Regions from separate parts of the Homo sapiens genome. Here region 1 is linked to region 2. Evidence: chromatin contacts called from ENCODE Hi-C or POLR2A ChIA-PET data. All regions are on one chromosome and are shown on one strand. The core of a region is the stretch at or near the end of the contact, and the rest is flanking DNA. Distances in the headings are between cores, read along the strand shown.

Evidence for each region. Hi-C counts contacts between places; a loop is a spot of excess contacts on that map. ChIA-PET counts read pairs that join two places held with the same protein, here RNA polymerase II (POLR2A). Pooled maps may share reads with other maps.
Region 1: a loop to region 2 is called in a map of endothelial cell of umbilical vein, with 5 times the contacts of the local background. The contact joins two enhancer-like sites. A Hi-C loop is called at or near these places in 2 of 168 maps with a recorded cell type or tissue (PC-3 and endothelial cell of umbilical vein) and 2 of 50 pooled maps. POLR2A ChIA-PET finds 5 or more read pairs at or near these places in 4 of 52 experiments (Panc1, WTC11, activated CD4-positive, alpha-beta T cell and 1 more).

What each region holds. Positions count from the first base shown.
Region 1 is chr6:1,915,333-1,919,145 of GRCh38, forward strand. All of the region lies in intron 7 of GMDS (GDP-mannose 4,6-dehydratase), which reads right to left. Among named protein-coding and RNA genes, the nearest start is that of FOXC1, 310 kb to the left of the region's middle. Within about 2 kb of position 2,464, at least 8 of the 41 ENCODE cell types and tissues checked have a DNase peak (open chromatin) inside an H3K27ac peak, as active enhancers do; they include endothelial cell of umbilical vein, where a contact is called at or near this core.
Region 2 is chr6:1,819,876-1,823,494 of GRCh38, forward strand. The region is part of intron 7 of GMDS (GDP-mannose 4,6-dehydratase); the gene reads right to left. Among named protein-coding and RNA genes, the nearest start is that of FOXC1, 210 kb to the left of the region's middle. Within about 2 kb of position 2,005, at least 2 of the 41 ENCODE cell types and tissues checked have a DNase peak (open chromatin) inside an H3K27ac peak, as active enhancers do; they include endothelial cell of umbilical vein, where a contact is called at or near this core.

The sequences.
Region 1 (3,813 bases), core at 1,214-3,713, 96 kb after region 2:
CCAATTCTTCAGTGAAGTGGCCAGGAGAGTAGGGCCCCTGAGGAGGGCATCTGCAGAGGCAGCTGAGTGCTGAGCCTGAGCAGGGCAGGACTCCAAGGGCAAGCAGCAGGGGCAGCCCAGGGCCGGCACGGTGCAGGGCCAGCAGCTCCCAGCTCCGGAGGAGGACGCTGGGGCCCTGCCCAAGGCCGAGAATGCATGCTCCAGACAGCGGCCTTTATTCCATGGTGGAGACAGTGATGGTTTTAAGTTGAAATATGACAGTATCTGTATCTCAGAAAGGCGACTCTGGCAGCCATGTGGGAGGCAGAGAGAGCATCACAGTGCAGGGTACAGCCAGCACAAGGGTCGGCCGAATGAACGCGCCTGATCTGGGCCAGACTCAGCAAGCCTCTCTCTCTATGCCTTATGTTTTCCCTCTAGTGAGAAAAATATGAGAATAGCACGTATCTTACCAGACTCCTGTGAAAGTAAGCTTGTAAAAGTGTCCAGTAGTTCATGCATTTTCAGTACGCAATAAGGTTTTGAACTTGAAAATAAAGACTAACTGGATATTTTAATTCATGGTTTCAGGCTCAAGGAAGGCTTTGACTTTAAAATAACAACTGACCATTAGAGCTGTTCATAAAGAAAGGGCCATATTGGGAGGTGGCAACACCTTCACCATTCAGACATGTCCCGCCCAGCCACTGCTCACGCAGGCTTCGCAGGTGGAAGCTAAGCTGTACCTGAAGATCTTGGCATTCTTACTGGTGTAAAAACTGTCATTAAGCATTTTTCAATATACAATCATGGTTTTTACGTAGTTTAGCCCTTTATTCCTATGATGTTTTTGCTACCCCATTCTAGACTGACAACATGGCTGTAGGGAAAGGAAGACCAGCAGCCACCTAGTTACAAGGTAGCACGCCCACAGTGACCAGCGCTGATGAAACGTGAGGGTGCAGCTGAAGGAAAATGGGGCGTCTGCCAGCTGCTCACCAGGCTCTATCAACCCTTCACGTGCGGGGGTGGGGGGCTGTTCATACTCAAGATGCCATTAGCGCAGATTCTCCAAAGTAAGAGTTTTCATATTGTATTCCTACCCCACAATCTGTGAAAGAAAGGGAGAGAGAGAGGAGATGAGCTGAAGGGAGGGGAAGGGAAAGGAGGGAAAGGGAAGAGGGAAAAAGAGAGGTAGGGATGAACAGAGGGAAAGGAGAGTGAAAGAAAGAGAGAGAGACGAAAAAGGGAGGGAGAGAAAGAGAGAGAGCCAATCGTGGCACAGTGACTTAGGAAGAATCCTACTGAAATGCTCAATAAAGCCAGTGTAATTTCTTTGAGCCCCACTGGACTGCTAACATTTGAGAGCACAATACCACGCGCAATTAAACAAGCAAACCCACAATTCATTAGGGATAATTTTAATAGATGACTCATTAGCCAGCCAGTTAATGATGCTTTGTTTTCCCAGAGGCCCAGGCAGATGCTTAACTACAATGAGGCTTCTACTGCCACTGACAAAAGGCAATGGAATCTAAACCACCCATGCCACGTCTTCAAGCTTCTTCAGGTTTTTTTTTTTTTGAAGATAAGGATCAAATGAAACGACTTCTGTTAAACTTGTATTTCCTGTACAGAATGGATATCTTCTTCAAATTATATGATTGTACAACTATTAAAGGACTGCTTAATGTAGAGGAAGTCTGTTTAGGACACAGGGACTGGCCTTTTCACATGTGGCTCCTCAGATGTTCTACAGTTTCCTTCACACTCAGTTCCTCACACTGGAGTGGTTTCACAGGATGATTAGAGGTATTAGGCCAGCAGTAGAGATGCTAGTTTATATGTAATACCTAGCGAGAGGAATACGTTTGCTACACAATCAACACTTGAAGTCACTAAAAAAAAATGACTTTAAAAATCTCACAAGAATGACTAAATATACCAAAAATCAGCCCAGAAACATGGCACAGTATCATGGTAAGTCACTGCACTGAGGAGTTGGCAGAGCAGGGCTGGAACCCACTGCCTGATACCAAGAGAAGACATCAAACAAGGGTTTCTCCTTTCAATGTCAGCCTTTTCCTATGAAAATGACAAAAAACAATCCGTGCTCTCCTAACCATGGTCAAATATGTGTTGGGAGAATCAAATACAAAGATGTAAATGACAAAGCACTACAGGAATAGAATAGGACAATCTTCCAGGGTTTAAAATAAGTTCTAGTGATAGATCTTTATATTTTATTTTCAAACTTGAAATTTGAGACCCAGGCAAAACCAGCAAGTAATTCTTGACTAAAGGACACACTGTAAGAAAAAGCACATGAAACTATGCAGCCCTTGAAATCCTCATCTCTGCCTTTTTCTGTTGAGACAAAGTAGGCGCAGCTCTGCTACCTTGAATGGGGTATCTGTATCCTGTGGACTTGGTGACAGAATGCCCCGAGAGGCAGGATGCCAGCCGAGTCACCTTCCTGGAATGCAACCTGTACCCTCCAACACAGGCACCCACAGACTATCGCTCTGCTCTGTGAGTCAGAAGCTGGAGGACGGACCCAAGAACAGGGATATGTCGTCTGAGCATGTGGGTGATGTGCGACCAGGGAGGAAATGAAATCACACTCACGAGGGACAGAAAATGGTACTGCAGAAGGCTTTTCTTTTCTTCTTACTGCACTGTTTCCACAGATATTCCCAGAGCCACTGTCAAATAAATACATAAGAATCTTTAAATTCTATATGTATTTAAAAATAAAGTCCTATTATTACAACATGACCTGCTTCTAATTTGCATGTGTTGGTGATGGGTACAGACTGAGAGAGAGGATAGAGAGGGGAGAAGAGAAGGGATGGGAGAGTGTGACGGTTTTCCATAATAATAGAGCCCTCCTTGGAACTCTGGCTCTCTAGAAGAATCCTCTAACAAATGAGATCCTTGAAAACTGAGAGGAAATAGAGTGATGATCACACAAAAAGGTTTCTGAATGAGCTGATGTCAATATCATCAAGTACTCCCATGGGTACTTGGTCTTATAAGCTAATGGTATATTAGTGATTTTTAAATATTATTTTGTAAAACAGGGCCAGTTTATCCTTCTGCCTTTCCATTTTTCTATCTGCTCAGATATTCTTCCTTTAAAAATAAGAATAAGGCCGGGCATGGTGGCTCATACCTATAATCCAGTCCTTTGGGGGGCCGAGGTGGACAGATCATTTGAGCTCTGGAGTTCAAGACCAGCCTGGGCAACATAGGGAGGCCTCATCTCTACTAAAAAGAAAAAAAAATTCAGCCGGGCATGGTGGTACATGCCTGTAGTCCCAGCTACTCAGGAGGCTGAGGTGGGAGGATCACTTGAGCCTGGGAGATCAAGGCTGCAGTGAGCCAAAATCATGCCACTGCACTCCAGTATGGGTGACAGAGTGAGACCTACCTCAAAATAAATAAGTAAATCAAAAGTAAAAATAAAGCTAGGAATAAAGTCTAATAATAGTAGAATCTAGAGATAATCAGGAAACTGGCCACTGTGTGAGAACATATAGACGTTACTTCCTTTCATTTATGATCTGCACTCAACCAGAAAGAAAGGTGCTTGCAAACATTTTGCTGATATCAAGTAAATCTAGCACAACTCAACCTAAGTGTGGTAAGATCATATTCTGGGGGCAATGTCTTGTGCTAGCTAAAGAAAGCATCTTTTAATAGTAAGAGAAATGGAACACATTTCATATATACAGATTTCATTTTTATAATTTTATAAAGAAATGATGGGCAGGGAGATCCAATTCAGGTATTTACTGGGCATCTGTTATGTGCCAGGCATGTTGGGAGGGA
Region 2 (3,619 bases), core at 755-3,254:
CACTGTAATGATAAAATCATTAAAGAAAATAAAATAGTATGATACAGATTAGGAATCCTCATGCTAAGCAGAAAGTATTACATTAATTTTGAGTGTTTATCTTGGTACACTCTACACAATAACTACATATATCACACAAACATTTCTGTCTGGTACTAATATAAAAAGCTCTCTGAAAACAATTATTTTATGATATTGTACATTTTCTAGTTTTTCTTATAGTTTATAAATACATATTTCTGACTTAGCATTAATGAAATGAAACCTAAAATCTTGAAAACATTTAATATAAATTATAAATAGGGGAAAAGTACTTAGGGTAGTTAGCTGCTACTCATGTGTTACTGAAAGAAGAGGCATGAATTTTATTATGAAAAAATAAAATGTGGATAAAGAATGCTTTGGTAGTAAAAACATACACACAAAAAGCACTGGATTTCACAATCAAAGTCCAATGAGAATTTTCCCCCTTTGGCAGTCAAACAAAAATTCCAGGAAAATAGTTTAAATTCCCTTCACAAAGTTCAAATGTAGCTATTGGTTATTAACTTGCAAATATAAGAAATAACATTTCGGTCTGGGTATCTGACTAATGGTTATTTATGGACCCTATAAAATTTAGAATAACTTTTGCATTTAATATATCTCACATGAAATTACTGTTTCAGTAGTCCAAAATCTGTTTACTGCAATTCCATACAGATGAATTATAATTCTAAATAGAATCCTCAAATTCTGTTTACGTTTTAATGTAAACACTTCACCTACAGGAATAAGCAGCACTCATTATTTCTTTAGAGACAAGAATATTGTAGAGAGCTAACAACTCACTTTTGAACTGAGTAAGTTCACTGAATTTCCAAAATTCTAATAAGCACTATAGTTTACATAGTGCTTTATAACTGCAAGCCTGCTGCTTTTTAAACAATGATGCATTCCCCTAAATTCATATTTTAAAAATATGAATTATCAGTTGAGATTTCTCTGCCTACAACATAGAAATCTCTGCTCCTGGCCACTGGGTGGTCCTGCACGCATGGGCATGGGGCTCTAGCCCAGGCCTGCCTGTCACTAACTTCTCTATGGCCTCAGAGAAGTCACAGGGCCAATGTTTTCTAAACACATGTATATTTTTAAGTTATGGAACATGCTTACAAAATGCCACCTCATTGTGTCTTGTATACATGGACTCTATATATGGATGCATATACTGCAACCAATTATAGCTATCCCAGAGTGAAAGGATATTTTGAGAGAAGCAATTATTACAGCAAATGAGACAGGAAACATCCTTTTCCATTGCTCAAGAAACACAGATATTTGTTTCTTGTCTCTCGGCAAAAATGGAAAAACTCTCTTGCATTTCGGAAGTGAGTGGGTCTCCCGGAGGTTCTGAGAAGGGTCTATGCTAAGTAATCCTAAACTGAGCAAACCCTCCCAGCTCCTTTTGAGCGGAGAGGCTGAATTCAACACTGCCAGGGGAGCCGCGGCTGGTGGGTGGGGACGGGGGGCAGCTCGCTGTCGTGGGCTTTAGGGAGCAAACTCTGCCAAGCTGGGATGGGCGAGGATAAGGAGGGAAAGACGGACAGTTCTTTGGTAATAAAAATGCAGTTTATATAAACTGTAGGAGACCTGGTGAGAAAGTAAAAGAGGTAATTGTGCACATTCCAAACGTTTTAATATATAAACTGTGTAACCATCACTCATGAATAGCGCAGCTGCTAACAATTTATTTGTTTTTTTTTTTTTTTTTTTTTTTTTTTACCAAGATAAAAATCATGCTAAAGCCAAGAGATGTTTCTCTAGTGAATGATATTTTGAAACTCTGGTCAAAACATAACTGTGACATAATAAATTTTTAAAGAAGTCATGAAAGCTTGTAGTTTGAAATTTGAAAGAAGACCTAGTTTTTTCCCCAATTAGGAAGGACCACATTTCAACTTTCATGACAGTGGCGGGCTCAGTCTTGCGGCGGGGGAGGGGACGCCAATTCTGCATGCACATCTGTTTCCAGTGCAATGCTGGTATGCAAACTATTGTCTATTGGAAGTGTGTCGTGGTAACGTTTGCCAGGGTTAAAGGCTGGGTCAATTTGATCAAGACGCTAAAATTAGCTTCTGTGTGTTTTCCTGAAAAGAAAAAAAAATACTGTAAAGCTCTTTGTTTTCCTTCAAGTACCATTCTCAGATTTCAGTTTCTGGTGTGTAAACTACCAGGAAACAGACGGCTATGACAACTGACTTCTTGTTCACTGAGTCCTGCATAATGAAATGGTACCACACGTCACCAAGCTGGAGAACTCAGGGTGAAAGGTAGCTTTCTGACCCAACTCACATTTTCCCATTTAAAAAATATCAACATTATAAAATTACTTAATGTGAATGCATTTGGAAATTCAAAACCATAGCTATATTTTAAAGTGTGTGATGGCTTGGCAAAGCCCAAACACATTTAGAAACTCATCATTCTGAGAAGTATTGGGGTAAGATTTAGGTCACATATCCCTGGTAGTATTGACAGTGCTCTGATTATTTTCACAGGAAGTGAGTTTGTTAGGATGAAAAAGAGGGAAAAAAATACATATACAAACTCCGGTAATAATCTGACGAATTCCAAGAGTAGAAAGGAATCGTGGAAACAATACATAGTCATGAGATAGTTCAAGAAAAATATTGATATTTTTCTAGATTAGCAAAATTAGAAAATTACTTAACAGTTAATATTCCAATAGATGACAAAGATGAAAAAAGGAGAAATAGAATTATCTGTTAATGTTTAAGGCTTTGTGATGAATATACAAATAAACCAAAAGTAGAAGCATGTTTGAAATTTATTTACATACTTGGAGACTTGCTTTTTCTTATATGAGATGCTAAGTCAGGTTACAATAATATAGAAGTAAAAACTTCAGTGAAATGCCTCGCCTATATTTTAAATATTTCAATACTGTTAACTTTAAAATGACCTATAATGTAAAAAGTACTTTTTGTGTACATTTTACTATAAATATTTCCGATTAAGAGAAGTCTGACAGAAGAAATAAACAGGTTTTCCCCAAATTACAAAATGCAATAGAAAAATCCTTCAATCTAGTTACAGTATGGTGAAAATACTATAAATTTGGGTCATTTATACCACAGGATTTCCTTCTTTGCAAACATCCTCTCAATTCCAGTGGCTTTTTGTACTTTTATAATTTAGAGCTCATTAAAAAGATTTGGTATGGATACTAGAAGTGTGTAAAATATTTGGCAAAACTCATTTGTAAAATGAAACTTATTTGTACAACATACATAAAATTACCCAATTTTTATATTTAAATGCCCTCTAGAGCCAAACACAGCATGGTAGTTACTACTAATTGCTTATTTTCTTGGGTCAGAAATTAGTGAAAAATTACTATATATCGTGACACCAAATTAATAAGATTCCGTATTATCTCTAATTTCTCACAACCAGCTCTTCTTCAGTTTAAAATCTGACCTCTTTTCTCAAAGTTATTTGTAAAAATGGGAAGGATAATATTGAACTGCAATAACTCATCAAGTCTAAAGTTTTTCAGTCATGATCTTCCCAATTGTATGTTCTTACACAGCTGAGCACAGCCTTCTGGTGGAAA